4 separate regions of the Mus musculus genome follow, and all the other regions are linked to region 3. The links are chromatin loops, found by intact Hi-C in ENCODE. Cell type or tissue: heart. All regions are shown on one strand. Region 1 has its middle 4.9 kb from the start of Slc3a1. Region 2 holds the start of Ppm1b (protein phosphatase 1B, magnesium dependent, beta isoform). Region 3 holds the start of Prepl (prolyl endopeptidase-like). Region 4 holds the start of Lrpprc (leucine-rich PPR-motif containing).

Region 1 (5,000 bases), 67 kb before region 3:
CTTTTGTGTAAACTCTTACAAAGACCACAATGTTGGTTACTGTAGCCTCAGGCGCCCCTTTCTAGACAGCATGCCCTGTCTTCATTTTATTTGAGTTTGGTTCTTTTTAGTGAAAGTGGAATTAAGCTGTACTCTCTTAATAGGTCCATTCTGGACTCTAAAGTGGGTAACTCCTTATGGTAATGACTTTTCTTCGGTGTATATGCTATGTGTGTGTAGGGGGCGGGGGGCTGCATGCCAACAGTAGGCTCTCATTTTACCATGTGTGTCCCAGGGATCAAACTCACGTAGTCAGTCTTAACGGCAAGCTCTTTGACCTGCTGAGCCATCTTGCCAGCCCCTCCATTGTGAACTTTTGAACTATAATTCATTGTACTGCTCACTCAAGTCCGTCTGCCACATGGACCCTTTTCCTTACGCAGGTTCAGCAATACAGGAAAACTCAGTCTTAATAATTATTCAAAGTTTGCATATTTATCATGGTTTCGTATTTTTACTTTTTATTTATCTTTTATTTTTTTAAGTCCCATTTAATATATTGAATTCCTACCCCTTAAAAGTATTCCATCCTAACGTCAGCTGACTGTCTCTAGACTTTTCCTAATTTAAGGCACATGGTACCAAGGAAGAATAACCGTGTAGCATACTCTGTCCCTATTCAGACTTTGAGTAGCTTGATAGAAAGGAGGAAGGGCTGGGCTGAAGCAGTTCTGAATGCTGCGCTTTTCCAAACACATCTAGGGCTGGGGAGCTGAAAGAAACATGTCATTAAATGGCTATGACAAACTGCTTTGTAAGTATTCTGCAGTCTCTGAACTTTGAAGCATCACCTGTCAGTAGCATTGTCACTGCTTTTAGTAAAATTGTCCTAGTGTAGTGGCGCTGTGCCCGCTTAGTCAGTCTTGTTCCTATTTCAGCCCGTCACTGAGTGCTGTATACTGTTTAGACTACGGTCAAGTGCCGTTTAAAATTATTTCTGAACTGATTTAGTAAATAAGTGAAAGTCTAAGCCTTAGAAACCACTTAGAATATATGAAGTGAATTTTAGTAAAGCCTCGTTCCATGGTCGAATTGTCATTTTTCTTTATGATACACAACAAGAGAGTGCGTGCAGTCTCAGCATTGAAGTATGATGTGTACAGCCTGCGGCGGTGCCGCGCAGACTAAGTACAGCAGAAGTACTTGAATGAAAACAAAGTACAGAAACAAAATCAATTAGATGGTTCTGAGTTGTCTTCCAGTGTAGTATACAAGAGTGCCCGTTTTTCCCCGCTTTCTCATTCTGCATATTGCCAGTTTGATGAGTGAATAGCAAATGGTATTAAGTGTTTTAAGTCTCAATTATACGATTATATAATATATGAACTTTTAATCTCATTTATCCAAGTGTATCTTTTATTAAAATTTGCCTATATAGTTTGTTTGTTTGTTTGTTTTTTGGTTTTTCGAGACAGCGTTTCTCTGTGTAGCCCTGGCTGTCCCGGAACTCACTTTGTAGACCAGGCTGGCCTCGAACTCAGAAATCCACCTGCCTCTGCCTCCCAAGTGCTGGGATTAAAGGCGTGTACCACCACGGCCGGCTCCTATATGATATATTAATGTTCGTTTTCTTTACATTTAGGCAGTTAACCTTAGCCTTACCACAGTGCTGAATCATTACCTCCACCTCACTGGTGCTGCTTAGGGCTTGTCGGTGCAAGCTGCTTGCTGAGAGGCAGGGCTAAGGGCAGCTACATGTTCCATTAGGAACAACTGAGTTCCTAAGAGAAGCAGAGTGTTGCAGCATCCTCTAGACCCTACGGCACACTGGTTTTCCTTCTGCTGGAAAGCTTTCCCTGGTGCGGAGGAAGCACTTTGAGCCCTGATGGAGGCAGCACTTGAGAGAGCTCAGAGGCTCAGTGCTGAGCAGACCCTGAAGTTCTATTCAAACTCGAACTGAGTGATGCTTTTTGGTTTTTCTCTGAAGGTTTTAAAGTAGTTTACATAGACTGCAAAGATCTTACGTGTTAAACTTAATGAACTTTAAGGAGTCATTTATATGCAAAAGTTTTAGAATGTTATCATTTTCTTCAACAGTTTTACCAACCTTCAATTGCATACAGTGACAATGTTTTCCTATTATGAGTAAGTAGATGCAATTTTTCCTTTATGACTGCTGTCCTTCTTAGTAAAGACAGGCTCAGACATTTAACTCAGCTGCATGTAAGGATCAGAATAGAATACGGCATCTTCCTATAACTCTTCCTGCATCCCCTGGTTCCAGCCGTTGGCAGAAGCCAGCCTTGTCCCTTTGTTTATATTGACTGTTGCTTTGGTTGTGTTTTAGTCATTCCATGTCACTCTACTGTAATGGTATCATGTCATCTTGAGTATCAGCTTTAGTATACTCTTGTCTGTGCCCCTCGTTTGACTTTTACCCCAAGAAAAAGTAGAGTGTGCGTCCTCCTCAGGGTGAGCTGTGGGTAGTGTGGGCAGTAGTTCCCTGGTTGGTGTGGTTTTCAATGCGTAGAATGCATAGGGATGAGCTCCCTCCCTCTCAGGGAGATGCTGCATCTCTCTAGTTACAGAAGTGTTCACAATTCCCCACCACAGCTTCAGCTTCCTTTAAACGGGTACCTTCTTAAATTCATTCATTCCTTTCGTGTTTCTTAGTGCTGTTCTGAATGAACTATCCCCCTCCCCCCTCCCCAACATAGTCACTTAAAGCAAAAATGGTCTCAATATCTATCGTTTCCACCAGATGGCAGACTTGAGCACGTCTATTTGTAAACCCAGCTGAGAACTCTGGTGACAAAGCAGAGGCCGACCGACCTACCAAGAGCCCGGAAGTACATAGAAGAACAAAAGTTTTGTTTTGTTTTTGTAAACTTGAAAGAAAAAAAAAAAAAACGAGTCGAGCATTCCACCAGTGCAGGATCTGTTCTGCTCTGAGCTTTAATCTTCTAGCCTGTCAGCGGAGGCGGAGGCACGCTCCCACCGTGCTGTGCAAACCTTGCCTTTCCATGTTCACGCAATAAATGCCTTTGGCTCCTTGGTAGCACTGTGGTTTTATTCCAGGGACTCCAGAGGTAAGAGCTTTAGTCTGTCACCACCATTCTGCTGCTCACCCCCACCCCGCCCGCCCGCCCGCGTACCATTCAGACTGGTGGGGCACATCTTGAGGCTGGCTTGGGTTTTTTGTTTGTTTTGTTTCTTTAATCATTCCCAGGACTCTCGTGAGAGGAGATACGAGGTTTGTACATGGAAACAAATCTGTTCTTCAGTAATACAAGTTACTTCCGAGACCTGTATTGAGGAATGCAGGAAATAGAGTTTTGCTCCCTCTGGCAAGTTAGTTGCTGGTAGGTGCACCTGCAAGCGGCCTGAAAAGGTTCTTTGAGCTAATACATCATCTGGAAGACCTTCCTCGAGTTCATTACTGCATCAGGGTCACACCCAGGGCTTTCCACGTGCTGGGCACGCACCCAGCACACCCACACTCCTCGTACTGGCGTCACAACCCCACAGATTAGCCAGTGTGTCTTACAGTTAGGGAATGGGCAACCACGGAACCCCCAGCATCAACACCCCTTTCTCAGAGGTGGAATTCTCAAGATCAGAAGTACAAGGAAGTCTGGCTAGAGAAAGCAGCCGCACATTTGGTGTCTGTACCAAGGTTACTGCTGCTGCTTTAGGGACTTTGGAGCAAACTGTGAGGGTGCCACCTGCCCATCTCTTTTAGGGAAAAAAAAAACCATTGAAAGGTTTCCTGGAGGTTTGGATCTCTGGGTAATTCAGTTCTGAAGTTACTCAGAAAAGCAAACTTTGGTGTGGTGGATTTATTTCTGCACATTTAACCTGCTTGGCTTTGTGCTTTCTGACAGCACTGGAGTGTTTACACCCTTAGCTGGGGTTAAGTGTGCCCAGATTAAAAAATAAGAGAATTAGAGTTGGTTAGAATTAGCTGCTTCAGAATGGAAGAGGTAACTCAAGCCACCACCCAAAGGCTGACGAGTTGGTTACATAAAATAACTTTTGAAAAGGAATTCCTTTGGCAGCAGGGGGGTGGGGGACACTCATGATTGACTAAGGCTATCAAGGCTCACACAACCGTAAAGTTGTGGGTGCCATGTAATGCCTCTTTTTGTATGCAATTTGTCAAAAACTTGAGTCTCAACAAGATGGATGGCAGGTAAAGATGCTTGTTCCTAATCCTGATGGTCGTTTTGGACCCCTGGGACCCACCTGGTAGGAGAGAAATGATTTCCACGGGTTGTCCTCTGACCTCCAGTACACTCTGGGATGCACATGTACGCAAGAATTGCCCGACACATAGTGCAATTCAAACACTGCTTTACTCAACTGGAACACACCTTTAGTCCCCGCACTTGGGAGGCAGAGGCTGACAGATCTATGGGCTCAAGGCCAGCCTGGTCAACAGAGTGAGTTCCTGAATAGGCAAGGCTCCACACAGAAAACCTGTCTACAAACACACACACCACCACCACATGCTCTTCTAGTGGTCCAGGGTTGTATTCCCGGTACCCACATGAAGGCTTACAACCAGCTGTAACTCCAGTCCCAGAGGATTGAATATTTTGAGTGAAAAATTTAACCACTTATCATTTTTCCCTGTATTATCTGCTTATTGCCTTTGTTTCTTTGTCTACCTTTCTGTGTTGATCTGTCAAGCAGATGTCTACACTCTGACATGTCCCATGTCAGAGATGTTACAACACATGTTTTCTAGCTGTGTGTGCTTTGCCCTTTTTATTTATTTTTTAAGATTGACGTACCATGATTTTATGTACATGAGTACTCTGTCTTCAGACACACCAGAAGAGAGCAACTGATCCCATTACAGATGGTTATGAGTCTCCACATGATGACTGGAAACTTAGTCAGGACCTCTGGAAGAACATGGAGTGCTCTGAACCACTGAGCCATCTCTCCAGACCGTCCATCTTATTTCTAAAGCAGAAGAACATACCTGCCCCGCCCCCTCCAGGCCGTAGGACTTA
Region 2 (5,000 bases), 130 kb before region 3:
TTGTAGGCATGAATGTAGCTTGGAACCTCAGGTGATTCTAATTTTAGGAACCTGTTTGCCCACTATCCTGAAAAAACACCATGTGTGCTGGCTACATTCTAATGACAACTTGACACAAGCTAGAGACATCTGAGAGGAGACAAACTTTCATTCCTAAGAGCTGGCTGTGGGCTAGCCTGTAGAACATTTTCTTAAGTAGTGATTGATGGGGGTGGTGGGGGTGGGTGGGGGCAGCCCATTGTGTGCGATGCCATCCTGAGCTGGTGGTCCTGGATTCTATAAGTGGGCTGAGCGGGCCATGTGAACAAGCTAGTAACCTCTCCATCAACTCTTATCTGCAGGTTTGAGTTCTTGTTCGGCTTCCTTCAGTGATGGGCTACAGTGTAAGTCCAATAAACCCTTTTCTACTCAAGTTGCTTTTTGGTTGCCATGGTGTTTCATGGTCCCAATAGAAACCTTAAGACAGAGTTCTTAAACTTGAAGTTCCAGAGAAATCTGAATTGCAACCAAATGTTTATTTCCGCCAGTTTCACTTTGGAAATTGCTTCAGAAATATGTCCTTCTTTTCAAAGCTGAATTTGCACTCCCTTAGGTCGGTCTAAACCTAAGTTGTCCCAACTAACTTATACCTAAGTATGAATAAGATCGAAAACGTCTTTCAAAGACTTGAGCGAGTTTAAAAACTCTTCAGGTGAGCGCTTAAGTGCCCCATTACACTTTGATCTGGAAGAATTAACCTGGTTCACTTTCTAGCTCAATGTGGTTACTAGATGACCGTTTTCTCCCGGCCTTTGTGAAGCCTTCCGAGTAATCATACCCAGAGGGAGACTCCTTTATGTCATCATTACCCTTTGCAGACGTTCAATGATTACCTACCATTCCCAGTCTGGGACTGCCTGCCTTACTTTTGTATCTCCAGTTCTACCTACCACGCTTAGCAAAATGCAGGTGCTCTTTAAGAGAGGAATGACCTAGTGAATGTCAAGAGCCTAGACAGGAGTTTTAAAAATCAGACTCAGAAACAAAACACGGAACTGCCAAGGGCTGGAAGGCAGGAGGTCGAGGTAAATAAGAAGAACGAACAATCTGAACCATTGCAAAATCATCCCGAAGGGATCTCCTGTCCCATTTTCTCAAGTGGCTTTTCAGCCTTCTCAACTTCCCGCCCACTCTCCCCTGCTGGAGACAGGTCATGCAGGTATCCCAACAATGAGGCTCTGATTGGTCAGAGATGATTTCATTGTTAGGGAACATCCGGGCTCTTTCCCTCCCTGCATCACCTCCCCAGAGCCCTACGCGCCCAGTTTTGCACTCTCGCGTGCGCCCCACCCGTAGTTGAAGCAAAACAACGCCTCTCTCCAGGCCCTTTCTCGAACCTTTCTGAGCTCTTCCTTCACAGCTCTATGCCAAAGAGAGGCGGCCACTTCTTCCAATGAGGGTCTAGGGGCACTTCTCTGGCCAATCAGAAGCCGGCTCTCTCCACTCCGGGTGGGACCAATTTCCACCTATAACTGGACTGCCCGTTGGTTTCTTTATGGTGTTCGTTCTCCGCGAAGTGTAGAGGTCAGAACTGCAGGGTCCGCAGACTCGGGGCTTGGCCATCTACGAATACTAGCCAATCCCTTTTAGGATACTTTTGCGCGTTCATTTAAAAAAAGCCGAAGTGACGGACTTGGAAATTGGTTTCTTGACGGACAAGTAGAGGAAGCCAATAGTCGGAGGATCAGGCCGCCATTTGAACCAATCAGAAAAGGATATCGGTCTTCGAGTTGGGGCGTAATTTGACTGACGGAGGACTCTACCTATGGCTACTAGGGTGGGCAGGTCGGTGACGTCAGGAGTTAGGGCAAGGCGGAGGTGGGGCTGAATAAAGTAAATGGTAATGAAGGGTTGGGCCTCACTGGTGGGCGGTGTGTGATGGATAGTTGACCTTGCCAATTAAGGTGGGCACTGACGCCCAATGAGAAATTAAAGACTCAGAGGCGGGGCCGTGTGGGCGGGGAAAGAGAAGCACAGAAGATACTAGGGGCCAGGTTGGGCGGGAGAACGTAGATTGACAGGCTTCTCAGCAAACCGAGGGCAGCGGTGACACACGCGGCGTCCCAATGGGTGCCCTTGGGGGGCGGAGCCCGAGGAGGGGCGGGGAAAGACGGCGGTGCGGGGAGGGGAGGGGGGTTGCAGAAGGAGCGGAGCGGCCGCTGCTCAATGGCGGAAAAGCCGCTGGTGCTCTGACCGCCTGGTCCCCCCTGGCAGTTGCGGGGGAGTTTCCTGCCGGCGCGGCTGGAGTCTCTGTTTCTCCGTGTCCGGTGGCTGGAAGATGCTCCAGAGAGATCAGGCTGCGGCGGAGGAGGTGGCGGCGGCCGAGTCGGCAGCGGCTCTGGGTTGGAGAGAAGGCGGCGGCGGCGGTGTGAGGGGCCGGACGGTGTAAACAGCTCGGGCGGCGGCGGTGGCCGAGCCCCCGAGGGCGAAGCGGCGGCGGAGGCGGTGTCGCGTCTCGGGAGAAAGCCGGGGGCCGCGGGCGGCTGTGCGGCGGGCGAGCCCGCGAGACCTCCCTTTCTACCTTCGCCCCAGGTAAGGCCGCTTTGCGCCCAGCCGAGTGGGGGAACGGCCGTCCGTCCGTCCAGCCTGCTCTCGGAGCACCGGGCTAGGCCCAGGGCCTGGGCTGCCGCCGCCGCCTCCGCTTGCGCGCGAGGCTTCGCGGGGCGCGGCGCGGCGAGGGAGTAGTTTGCCGGGGCGCGTGGAAGTCCGCTGCTTCCCCTCGCGCCGCGGCGTGCAGGCAGCGCCCATGGGCGCGCGGGCCACCCCAAGGCCGCGGCTCACCCAGTCCTGCCCGCCGCTCCGGAAAACACCTTTCGGTGTGGCTCTCTCTCCCGGTCGCTTTCTGCCCTCCCCTGCGCTCCGCTCTCCTTTCTTGTGAAATCTTTCTGGTTTTTCTGTCTGTGCCTCTCCGGGCCTCCTTCCCCCTCCTGTGCTTTAAACCGTTTGTCTTGCTCCTCTTAGCCAGACTCGGGGGTTCGTGTCTGTGTGTTGCCCACCAACCACGGTCCGAAAATTTCGGGTGTCGTGCTTAACAATGGGCTTCTTAAATGAAATTACTATGAACTCCATCTCAAGTTTACATGAATTCCATTAAGAATAGACTGGACAGTATTATGTGATCGGTCATTACTTTTTATCTTTAAAAGCCTTTAAGGAAAGAAAGTATCATTAAGCATAGCTGAAAAGAACCCTGAAATAAACTTATATAAATGAAGGGCTTGGTGAATGTTAGAGCCATTTCTTCATTTTTTAAAAAAGTTGCATGACCTCTAATACCAGTTTTAGCACCTCTAGGACGTTTGCCCATCTTATTTGGCAAAAAATTGCCTCTTAAGGATTTGATAGCTGCCCAAATTCATCAGTATTCAAGCGCTTCTAAAAACAACTTGGAAACTTAAAAACAACTAAGAAGTTGTTTTGGTAAGTCACACAGAACTTTTAAAATAGGCCCCACATGTTTAATGTATCAAAATAAAACTGGCAGGAGTCTTATAAAGGGATTATTAGGGAATTTGGGTTGTCTTCATGTTATGCGGCTATTTTGGGAAAAACATTCTTTTTCTGTTAACAAACGTTTATAGCTCCTGTGATGTGAGAGTTAACTGAAGCTTACTGTGGGATTAGCACAGGAACTCTTTATGTTGAGCCTACTGCCTGGATGGAGAAGTGGTAGGTTGTCCAGTGAAGAGGGTATAAGTCACAGTGTGTTCTGCGCGATGGCCCCTACATGTTCATAGATACTACTTCATTTACTTTCTCTGTTGTGCAATTACAGTGTTCCTTTTGTAGGTTGCCTTTGAAATACATCATCTCTGAGTATGGAGGTTATTCTGACTATTATAGAATTTTCCCAGTGTAGACTTCACTTGCAATAATATTTAAAGGATAATCTTTTATTTATTTTGAGACCAGGGCATAGGGAGCTGATTATATAACCCCGGCTGGTGTGGAACTCGATGTGTAGACCACACTGGCCTTGAACTCACAGAGATTCTCTGGTCTCCAAGTGCCTTGAAGGTCTGTACTACCACACCCAGCTAGTGATTTTTTTTTTCTTTAAAAAAATGCTTTTGTGGTCCTTACAAATGGACAGAGTGTGTGCTGTCGTAAGAACTTAATTTTTGTTACTGTTTATTATTTAGTGGGGCAATCCTCTCCACACACATCCGAAATACCGTCCCCCCACCCCCACCCCCAATTGTTAGAGGTTTTTTGTTTTTTTCTTTGAGACAGGATCGCAAAATGGGACTCAGGCTGACCTTGGTCTTACTTACTTAGGCTGGTCCCAAAGTGATCCTCCTGCCTCAGATTCTTAGGATTATAGTGTATCACCATTCTTGTCTCCCCTCTCTTTTCATATTTTAAAAAGTTATTTTTTTATATTTGTTTCATGAGTGTTTGCTTACAATGTGTAAATGACCCACTTGCACCACCACGTGAGTGCCTGGTGCTAGTAGTGGAGGCCAAGAGGGAGCGAGGGCAGGAGCTCTCCTGGAACCAGTTCCAGCCAGCTGTGAGCTGCCATTTTGGCTTGGGGAGCTGAACCCAGGTCTTCCAAAAGAGCAGCAAGTGCTCTAATTGCTCGTCAGCTCCTGAACGCTCTCTTCTGAAGCTTTAAGTCTTTGTTTTTGCTTGTTTAATGGTTGCATTTTCTCTCATAACTTCCTAAGACAGTTTCTGCCTGGTACCTTGTGTTCACGGATGCTCATGTATGTTGTCACTTGAGCTTTCATATTTTAGTTGGTATTTGTCCACTTTTCTTGAACTTGGTATGGTGAGTCTTGTAAATGGTGGGCAGAGCTTCAGCACCCGTTGTGTGTCTGGTGTCTGTGAAGACTTCAGGAGTAAGGGAGAGCCTTTTTAGTTCCTAGGATGCTCATGTCAATACACAGTTTTATGTTAGTAGTCACATAACTATTAAGTCCCCTAAGAGTATATGTCATCCAGAGGAGTGGGATATT
Region 3 (5,000 bases):
TTTCTTGCTAATCCTGCTATCCTGGGTTTATTCTGCAGACACTTGGTTAGGTGGTACTTTTTCAATCTTACTCTACTGTAATAAGGACCAGCGACGTTACGGTAACTCTGTTTCTGCATGCAGTTCCCAAGATGAGGAATACTATGCTTCAAAGCTCGGAGAGAGAATTTGGCCGTCTGCAGCATGGTGGCAAAGTCCCTGGTTTTTGCTCCCTTAGGGGCTGCCAGCACGTGGATGATTTCATACGTATAATTATACAGTCATGGGATCTTAGTGCATTTGAGGTCCCCACATCTCATCCCTCCCCTGTGGCGTCATGAGCCCCTTAGGTTACCAATTACTGTAGACATCTGATAACTTAGGTTAAACACGTTTAAAACCTTGTATGCGTTAAGTTCATTCAGATCATACTTCTTGGCAGGCGGGACTTAATAAACACGTCATCTGTAAAGTCAGTTTTCCTAGGGACAAGCTAAGCAGCAGTGACTCTGGAGAACGTATGGACAAACTAAAACAAAACAAAACAAAACAAAACAGAAAACAAACAAAATAAAATAATTTGCAAATGAGTAAATGAACTTAATGGGAATCTCAGGTACTCAGAGGGGGTTCAAAAGCAAGATGGCTTTTATCTTACATAATTCTGGGCATATCATTGGGATGTGAAAGACAAATTAGAAAAAGCCTAAACCATGACATAAAAGGGGGATGCTTAGTTGTTGAGTGAGGCGAGGCGCCACATAGTTTTCACCTAGCTGTCTAGTTTAAGCTGCGTGTGCACTCGATGAGTGAGCTAGAGCTGGTCATTGTCCAGGTGGCCCAACTGTGGCTCTGGGGAGCTGGAGACACTCCCCCAACTCACTGATTCAGTGAACCGCCCAACTGACTGGCTCCTCCTCCTAGAGGAGCAATTGGATTTCACCATAAAAGGATAATGAATTAAAAACAACTGTAAGATGCACAAATAAAATGTCGAGTCATTTTTGGTTTCTTCTGGAAGGTAAAGATCATTTTAACTTCCATAACTACAGACCCAGGTTTAGGTCTTGGGCCTTGTACACTAACTGCATCTGGATTCAATTTTTTCACTTGTGGAACAGAAATTAACCATAGCACTTAATCTCTGCGGTTGTAGTTTTGTAACAAAACCAAACAATTTATTTTAAGAACTTAGTCCAAGTACCTGGCACATAGTAACCATTCAACAAAAGGTCGTTAATATTATTAGCATAGGGATAATTTAGCTATGCTAAACACTGTTGAGTGTAAAATGAGAGAAATCTTCTCTAACACGTTCCTTGGTAGCACAGAAACACTGCGTCAGTTTTGCCATAGATCCGACCAGCTATGACGCCCCCTCCCCCCCTTAATCTCTTATGTCGCAGCAAAATAATGGGCCAGTGGAGCAGTAGCCTAGAAGAAAAATGCTTTTAAATCGCTTAGTCTGTCCCCATAGCTCCAACCCATTCATCCACCATCTGCATTGAGAAGACCCTGTGCGAGGATAGGGAGACTGGTGGGGTAAGTAAGCAAATGGGTGCTCCCGGAGCACCTCCTCGTTTCCCGGTGCAACTGTGCATCCCGAACACGTCGTATTCACAGGACGTGAGGGAATGGTACGGGTCAGAACGTACAGAAGAGACAGGGATCAAAAAAGGGACCAGGGAAGTGAGGAATGGCTGGAAGGTGGGCAGAGGAATTAGGAAAGGGGAACCATCAGCAACCCTTCCATACGTACGCAAATCGAAAGACAGCTGGACGAGCGAAGGTAGAGAAGACAAATACGAGAAACCGAAGCTCTCCAGAAGGAGCTGCAGTCACCTCAGCCTTGTCCAGCCGAAGCCAGCCTCCAGCACCCAGCAAGAAAGACAACCTACCTCGCGCCGCCCAGAGCTAGTTTGCAGCACGCCGGTCTACGTAACACCAACCCAGACCGATAGGGAAGCGCATTTCGCCATCTTTATTATGGCCAGTGGTGGGCTTTTTCTCTTCCTGAACTCACTCATCTTAGGAGACAACTGTATTTCGGTTTTCTGGTATTCCGGCGAGCAAGAGACAAAGTGAGGAAAAAAAGAAAACAGCGAGGAAAGCCCTGTCTGCAGCTATTCCACAGTCCCCTCCCACTCCGGCTCGCCCTCACTTAAGATGGCCACCAGAAAAAGTGGTGCAATGAAGCGACGCCGCTGCTTTGGTTGCCAAGGAGACGCTAATACCGGAAATGCGGAATTCGGGGAGGGTGCACGGAAGAGCTGTGGGCCAGAGGCCGGGCGTCACAGGTCCTGACAGGGAAGAAGTTGGCAGGTCCTGACTGGGGAGAGCCGTGGCGGACGCAACCTCCGGGTCCAGTCAGCTCTGGAGATGGAGTCGCAGGTCGCGGCCGCTGGGGCTGCAGAGACTGAGGCAGAGGCGGGCAAGCGTCCCGCGATGGGCAGTGCCAGCCAGGGCTCGCTGGTCTCGGCGCCCAAGGGGGCCGTCCGGTGGCAGCTTCTGCGACAGGTAAGGGCGAGCGCTCGCCTGCCCTGCCTGTGGCCACTCCCCTCGCAGGTAGCAGGCAGCCCGTTTGTCGGGAGCCAAGCGAGAAGCGCCCCCTTGCTCCTTCATCTCCGCTGTCCCGCTGTCCCACCAAAAATGGGAGAGACTCTGGCGGGGCTGGAGAGCGGGACAGCCAGAGCGAGCTCTCAGAAACTCAGAAAATCCTTGTGCTCGCCTGTCTGGTGGGTGGGACCGCCTGTCTTCTCCGTGTGCTGCTCTTCTTTCCCGCCCCCTTTCCATCCTTATTTTATTTTTTGCTTCTTAACTCCCAGCCTGGTCACCTGGGTGCACTTTTTGGTCCCACATCTCTGGAGATCCGTGAGGTTCACTAATGGGATGGGGATTCTGCACGCGTTTCCTGGTTTTGTATATGGGAGAGTAAAGGGAGAGAGGGAAACCTACTGCTTGCTCCTTTTCCCGCCACGTGAAACTAAGTTTGGAGTCATTATTGGGATACTCGCTGCCCAAGGTTTAGCAACGAATCCAGATACTTCAGTCTTCCAAACCGCTCCAGTGAAGGCTGCTGTGTTTATAAGTTTTCTTAGTCATTGTGACTCCTCACAGCAATAGGAAAGTAACTAAGACAGTGGCCGGGGGGCAATGAGTCCTTAGTCTGTTATTTTACTTAGTTATTGCTTTTTAACAACCACATGTCGTATGTCATGCAATGTCTGTGAACCACCTGGTAGTCTCTTGATAAAACCTGAGTGGTTTACGGTTGTGTACCTGGTCTATATACCCATAGTTCTCAGAGTTGGCTGGCATGTTCTCCCAGTTATGGTAGAGTGTATAAGAGCAAGAGGCACATTTCAAATCCCTGCTTACATGATGTCTGTTAATATGCTATGTTACTTAGCTTCTATTATTACTGTGATAAAAATGCTAGGCAATGCAATTTAAGAAAGGAAGGGTATGTATTGGCACACAGTTTGACGGTACAGACTTTAGTAGGAAAAATCAAGGCTCAGGATCCTGGAGCATTGTGTGAGCAGTCAGGAAGAACAGAGCGATGGATGAATATGAGTTAGTTCCAGTTCTCCTTTTTATTTAGTTCAAGACTCAGTGTGTGATGTGGCGATACCACATTGAGTGTGTCTCCTCTCAGTGACTGTAGTTAGGAAAATCCATTACACACATACCAAGAGGTTAACCTAGTGTAGATAACCCTTCCTAGACAGGTGGAGACTTTCGGTTCCTCCAGTTCTTGTCAAGTTGATAATCACTATGAGCCGTCTCATAAACCGTTAGCTAAAGGAAGATGCATGGCCAAGCCAAAATTCACAGTGTAAGAGGTAAGACTTTATTTTTAAATTTTTTTAGGTGTGTCTTAGGGTTTCTATTCCTGCACAAAACATCATGACCAAGAAGCAAGTTGGGGAGGAAAGGGTTTATTCAGCTTACACTTCCAAATTGCTGTTCATTACCAAAAGAAGTCAGGACAGGAACTCACACAGGGTAGGAACTTGGAGGCAGGAGCTGATGCAGAGGCCATGGAGGGGTACTGCTTTCTGGCTTGCTTCCCCTGGCTTGCTAAGCTTGCTCTTTTACAGAATCCAAGACTACCAGCCCAGGGATGGCACCACCCACAAGGGGCCCTCCCCTGCTTCATCACTAATTGAGAAAATGCCTTACAGCTGGATCTCATGGAGGCATTTCCTTAAGGAAGGCTCCTTTCTCTGTAATAACTCCAGCTTGTGTGAAGCTGACACATACAACCAGCCAGTACAACATGTCAGGGAAAAAGTGATTTTTTTTTCTGTAATAATTCAGTTGATTACCACAGGCTAAACATGTGTGGGCTTTTCATAAGTGTTTAAAGTGGCTAAACGATTCATGCATGTTTCATCTGTGTTCAGAAGCAGAAAGCTTGAAGAGTCTGATCAAGGCTAGGACTTTGTGATTCTGGTTGGCAGTGTTACTCAGTGCTATGACACTTTGCATGTGCAAAGCCAAGGTTTTGATCTCTATTACGGGGGGGGGGGGTCGAGAGGTTCTTTCTCTTGTGTCACACTTGAATGATTGGTGTTTATTTTTGCAACTCCCCAATTCTGTCTTCCTGTACTCCTCAGGATTCCAGTGGTGCCTCATGGCTCTTTTTGTTAACTAAGGCTTTCTCTGGAACTCATATTTTTGAGAGATAACCTGTATGACTTGTACATTATTGTTTCCAGATTATGTGATAAATTGTTGACTTTTGATTCTAGCGCCTCCCCTAATTAGGTGAGATCTAGAAGCCCGTGTGTGTGAGGACTAGCTAAAGAAGGAACAGGCATCTTGTCTTCCTTTTGGTTGAGTCTCATCTGATAACGGTGACGGTTACTTGCAACTTCAGTCTTTCCACATTCATCCACTTAGGGATCCTGAGGAAAGGATCTAGTTTCCTTAAGAAATAATTTCTTTCAAATGACTCTGGTAGACCACATTTGGGCCAATTGCTGTGCCCAACAGAATGAAGCTATTTGGCTAAC
Region 4 (5,000 bases), 300 kb before region 3:
GACACCTTCTGAAGGCACCACACACACAAACACATACAACAGAAAGAATATTTTTTTTCTAAATAGTTAAGATTCTGGTCATATGGTACACACATTTTATTCCAGCACTTGGAAGGCAGAAACAGGTCGTTCTCTGTGAGTTTAAGTCCCAAAACAGCCAGGTATCTATATACAGATACTGTATCAAAAAAAAAAAAAGTAAGAAATGGAACGAAGCCTCAGGTGCAGTGTGAAAACAGTGTGCGACAGGGAATGAGAAGCTAGCAAAGGAGACAGGAAACCATGGGCAAGAAAGAGAGCAAGTGGGACGCTTCTAGAATAAATAGAATCCTGAGAAAGGTTGTGTTTTCCACACAGGCTTAGAAGCTGTGGGATAGGAGACTGGCCGGAAAGTGTTCAAAGTCCAGAGAAAGAGAACAAATACTACTTCACTGGCTGCCATGACCTAACACGCGTTAACAAGACCACGTACTATGCTTGAGCAGTTTCCTCTCTACGGGGAAACACGCGTGTGGGGAAACACGTGCGTGGGTCACCCCGGCATAGTCATGTTACTGCTTACAGCTTTTCTTCCATTTATCTTTTGTATGTGCATGGATACTGTGGAGGTCACAGACAAGTTGTGGGAGCCGTTCTCTCCTTCCATGTGGGTCCTGCAATCAAACAAAGGTCACCAGGCTTGCAGAGAAAGTACCTTTTCTTGATGAGCCACCATGCTGGCTGACCCCATGCAGCCAGTTTTTCGGATCGTGGGAGAGACAGCTTCTGAAGAGACACCCGGATGCTGAATGACTGAACAAGCTTTACAAAGACACCCAATGCCCTCCCTTACAGACAAGTCAGAACCAGGGGAGCTTGGTCAAAGGTCCATCCGAGTATGCAGCGAGGAAGTGGAACCCGGGTCTGATGAACACACAGATGTGTCACTAAAATGTGTTCAGTTTCTGCCAAACCCAACAGCAAACATCAATGCCTGCACTGTAGCAGCACTAGCCCTGGCCCCGAGGGGCCTCGGGTGAAGGACTAGATTCTAGTCACTAGAGGAAAGCTAAAGGAACCAGCACTGCTGTCTCAGAAGACATGAAAGTTAGGGCATGATTTCACTGTTCAAGCCTACCACAAAAATAGAGGCAAGACCCTAACTTACAAATAAGCATCTCTCCAAAGACAACCAAGTTGTTCAGACATCATGAAGCATTTCCTTCATCTATCTAGTTATACGCCGTGCCGGGCTGGCCCGTGAAGACAGTTACTTCTATTACAGTGTTATTATAATATACATCAAGCCCTGTATCTCATGAAATAGTCCTAACCTTATACGGTGTCCACCTGTGTACCTAAAGAAACTTAAGGCCTGGGCTGCTGAGTGATTTGTCCAATAGCCTAATGCAAATAAGCCAAAGCACCCTCAGTCCATGGCTCCCCACTCCAGATCATACTTCCTAAGTCTGTTTGCTAGACCCCAAAGTTCTAGTGTGGGGTGTACAACTGTCAATTTCTTTCCGGTACTAAAACCTAAGCACCCAACCTTCCTTTATCAGTTGTCAAGAATATCTATGTTCTTTAAGTGAACATACTTGTTTCCCTATAACCTCAATCCAGAAAGGCATATACTCACAAAAATACATGACACTAACTAGGAACTTAACTTGTTTTTGCAGTAGGTACATAGATCCCAACAGAGCACCTTGCACGCGTCCTTTAATCCATTCTAGTGTGACAATCTCCAACCCATGACATCTGTGTAAATACTGAAGGAAAATTCCACTCAGCACAACGCAAGCAAAAACCCGAACTGGCCATGATCAAATGTCAAGTTCTAAACTATCCCTAGATCACTAGAACTTCAAACCCCAATCCCAAGAAAAAGAAAATGAAAAACCAAAGCCTCGTAAGACTACAGACTAGCAGGTTACTGGTCACCAGCGTGCGAGAGCACCCAGGAAGGGTACTCCTAAGGAAAGGCACAACGCCTGTCCCCACCTCAGCCCCATCCACTCCCCCAAAGCCATTGAGCTTCACGGGCCTTTCCAAAGCTAGAGCAGGCAGAGACCTCAAGCAGCAAGCCGGAAGCCAGCCATGCCCTCGACCATGACCTTCTCAAGACTCTCAACCTTGTCACCCCAAACCACTGGCAAAGCATGGGGGAGGGGGTGGCCTCATGCCTGAGAAGCCGGGACCACGGAATTGGAGCAAACGAGCAGGACACCAGCCCGTCCACCGCAGCCAGTCAGGAGGAAGGGTCCGGTACTCACCCTGCAGCCGGCCGGCTACCAACAGCCGCGACCCGGACGACGGAGGACAGCCGGCCCGGGACGCCCGCAGGGAGGCGCAGGGACAGCGGGAGGCGCGGGGCCGCCGCGGCCCCGAGCAGCCAACGCGCGGGTCTCAGCAGGGCTGCCATGGCTCAGCGTACCCAAGGCAGGATAGGATGCACGCTCCTGCAGAGGACCTGGAGGAGCACGTGACGACCCGGTCGCCCCTAGTGGGACAAACTAAGGACCGAGGGCGTCCAGCGGAGGAGGAGGCAGATCCCCGCCAAGGCTCACGGGAGAGGCAAGCCGAGTTCGCGGGATACCCTGGATCCGCCTTCTGTTTTACTATACATTGTTTTTTGTCTTCCGTTCACAGTGTCCCTGTTCCCTTGTCCAGCGCCCCGGCTCTCAGCGAGCCTGGCGACAACACCCCTCCACTTTGAAGTTGGTAGAGCCCACTAGAGGTCGGCTCCGCCCATGCGCGCGCAAGGGCTTGTGGGGGGCCAACTAGGAGCGACACCGAGGGTTGCTGGGAAGGGCCGACCGTGCAGATCCCGGGGTGCCTACGACGTTCCAGCCTTGCGCCTCGGTTGCTACCGAGCCGCTGCCCTAGCTGCTCAGTGACGTAGTTCCTGCCGTAGCTCTCAGAAACGGCGGCCAGAGAAAAGCTTGACGAAGAGAACTGGGAGGCTGTGGACCTCCAGGTTAGCTACATGCTATTTGTGTGACTGGGGATGGGGTAGATAAATATACAGAACTCATCCTAAGTGCCTCGCTTCATGAAATCAATGGATTCTAATAAAGGTCGTATAATTTTAAATGTCAAGGTTGAAGTTTCTTTTTCTCAGTGCCCCGCTCCTTCCAGTTAATGCACTAAGCAACTAAGGTAGTGAGTGGTGCAATTGTCTGAGGATAGGTCTGGAGCTAGGAAAACAAGTTCTTGCCCTCACAGAGCTCGCATACTGAAAGGGTTCCCTGTGCACTCGTGTGAACCCGGGAACAGGTTTCCACTCTACTTAGTTATTCCTTGACTGCTACCAAGTGAACAGTCAAATTCTCCCTCTGCAAGTTTTCCCATGTGGCTGTTTCTTCTGCTAGCCAACAAACTTCAGAGTGCCCAGAATGAGAATGCAGCCTCTTTTATGGCGGAAGCTCGTGATCAGTTGAAGACACTTCGTGCTTTGAGCATTTATTGAATGGATATACGTTCAGAGTTAACTTGGCTTAGCTTTCTTTTGGAGAAGCTAATACCGCCCTGCAAGATGAAGTTACTCTGAGTTACTATAGAGCACTATGATAGAATATAATTCATTCTCTCATTCAGCATTAGTACTATTTATTGAGCACATATTTTGTGTCAGGCACTATTTGGAATGCTGGGAATACAACATGGGGGGGGGGATCTCAATTTAGACAAAATTCCGTACATCTAAAGAAACATAAGAATTGTGATATAAATAAAAGATTAAGGTAGGTTACGGTCTGTGGTGATTAATCTTGATAGGATTTACTATCACCTTGGAAACCAGACTTTAAGCCAGTGAGGGAGTTTTTACATTGGATTAGTTGAAGTGGCAAGACCCACCCTGAATGTGAATGACACCACTGGGTCCCACTGAGTGTAGGTGTGACGCAAAATCATTTGCTTTTTTAAAAAAATATATTTATTTTATTATGTGTATGAGTGTTTTGCCTGCATGTATGTGTGTAACCACAAGTGTGCCTGGTGCCCTTGAAGGTCAGGAGAGGGCTTCAGATGTCCTGGGAGTGCAGTTAGAGACAGATACAAGCTGCTGTGGTGGTTGCTGGGAAACGAACCTACCAGCAGAATGCAGAGAGTCCAGGCATTTGCCACACCCAAGGAAGGCTAGGGCTCTGGATGCAAATGTGAAACGAGGTTGGTGGAAGTAATTATGATGATGGACTTTCTAAGGGTTTACTCCTAAAACTCTACTCCTCGGTTGTGAAGTGTGCTCTTAATTGTCAGCATGATGGAACTCAGAATCAGTCGCCTTGGGGACGGGCTTTTGGGAAGCCTCCTTGGTGTTAGGGTTTTAGGTGAGAAACCCACCCTGAGTATGTCTGTGAATGTGTGTGTGTGTGGGTGTGTGTGTGTTATGAGTGTGGTGTGTGTATGTGAGTGTGAGGTTTGTGTGTGGTATGTGTGTGTGAGTGTGGGGTTTATGTGTGGGGTATGTATGTGGGGTGTGTGTGTTATGAGTGTGGTGTGTGTGTGTGTTTGAGTGCATGTGTGTGTGTGTGTTATGAGTGTGGTGTGTGTATGTGAGTGTGAGGTTTGTGTGTGGTATGTGTGTGTGAGTGTGGGGTTTATGTGTGGGGTATGTATGTGGGGTGTGTGTGTTATGAGTGTAGGGTGTGTGTGTGTGTTATGAGTGTGGTGTGTGTGTGTGTGTGTGTGTGTGTGTGTGTGTGTGTGCGCGCGCGCGTTCCATGGGCTGGAGTCCCAGAGTGGATAAAAAGACAAAGCAAGTGCAGCCCCAGTAGCTCATCTCTCTCTTCCAGCTAGAGATGCAATGTGATGCAGCCAGGCCTCCCTCCATGATTCTATTCCTTCTCAAAGCATGAGCTGAAACAGCTCCTTCCTCCCTTTCACTGTTCCTTTCAGGTATTCTACCACAACAACCAGCAAAGTAACCTGCCAGCCGACACCCCATCGCCACACCAGCCTGTGTTAGCTACTTGTAACTGTGACACAGTGGCCCAGTGAACAGCTTCCAAGGAGGA

Evidence for each region. Peaks named below come from ENCODE experiments on the same cell type or tissue, not always from the same donor. Only the 100,000 strongest peaks of a DNase experiment are listed, where the experiment ranks them.
Region 1: a loop joins it to region 3, with 2.3 times the contacts of the local background. A loop is called at or near these places in 4 of 42 quality-filtered maps.
Region 2: it touches region 3 in a loop (4-fold over the local background); 15 of 42 quality-filtered maps call a loop at or near these places.
Region 4: a loop joins it to region 3, with 2.1 times the contacts of the local background. A loop is called at or near these places in 11 of 42 quality-filtered maps.

What each region holds. Positions count from the first base shown.
Region 1 is chr17:85,020,956-85,025,955 of GRCm38, forward strand. It overlaps a transcript of Ppm1b not described here. Among named protein-coding and RNA genes, the nearest start is that of Slc3a1, 4.9 kb to the right of the region's middle. In heart, a CTCF peak has its summit at 2,739 (motif pointing right); a DNase peak (open chromatin) is centred at 2,796.
Region 2 is chr17:84,955,824-84,960,823 of GRCm38, forward strand. It overlaps Ppm1b (protein phosphatase 1B, magnesium dependent, beta isoform), which reads left to right and starts at 2,178. Exons shown (of 6, transcript NM_001159496.1): 1 at 2,178-2,571. 1110020A21Rik (RIKEN cDNA 1110020A21 gene) reads right to left here and starts at 1,600. Exons shown (of 4, transcript NR_027929.1): 1 at 1,377-1,600. In heart, a CTCF peak has its summit at 1,167; DNase peaks (open chromatin) are centred at 1,458 and 1,938; H3K4me3 peaks cover 4,165 bases; H3K27ac peaks cover 2,624 bases.
Region 3 is chr17:85,088,368-85,093,367 of GRCm38, forward strand. Prepl (prolyl endopeptidase-like) reads right to left here and starts at 1,900. Exons shown (of 15, transcript NM_001163622.1): 1 at 1,739-1,900; 2 at 1-508. The coding sequence starts at 185. It overlaps Camkmt (calmodulin-lysine N-methyltransferase), which reads left to right and starts at 2,259. Exons shown (of 11, transcript NM_028576.3): 1 at 2,259-2,496. The coding sequence starts at 2,359. In heart, a CTCF peak has its summit at 1,950; DNase peaks (open chromatin) are centred at 1,904 and 2,234; H3K4me3 peaks cover 2,503 bases; H3K27ac peaks cover 2,071 bases.
Region 4 is chr17:84,788,110-84,793,109 of GRCm38, forward strand. It overlaps Lrpprc (leucine-rich PPR-motif containing), which reads right to left and starts at 2,677. Exons shown (of 38, transcript NM_028233.2): 1 at 2,256-2,677. The coding sequence starts at 2,404. In heart, no CTCF peak of the experiment used is centred here; DNase peaks (open chromatin) are centred at 2,472 and 2,792; H3K4me3 peaks cover 3,241 bases; H3K27ac peaks cover 1,945 bases.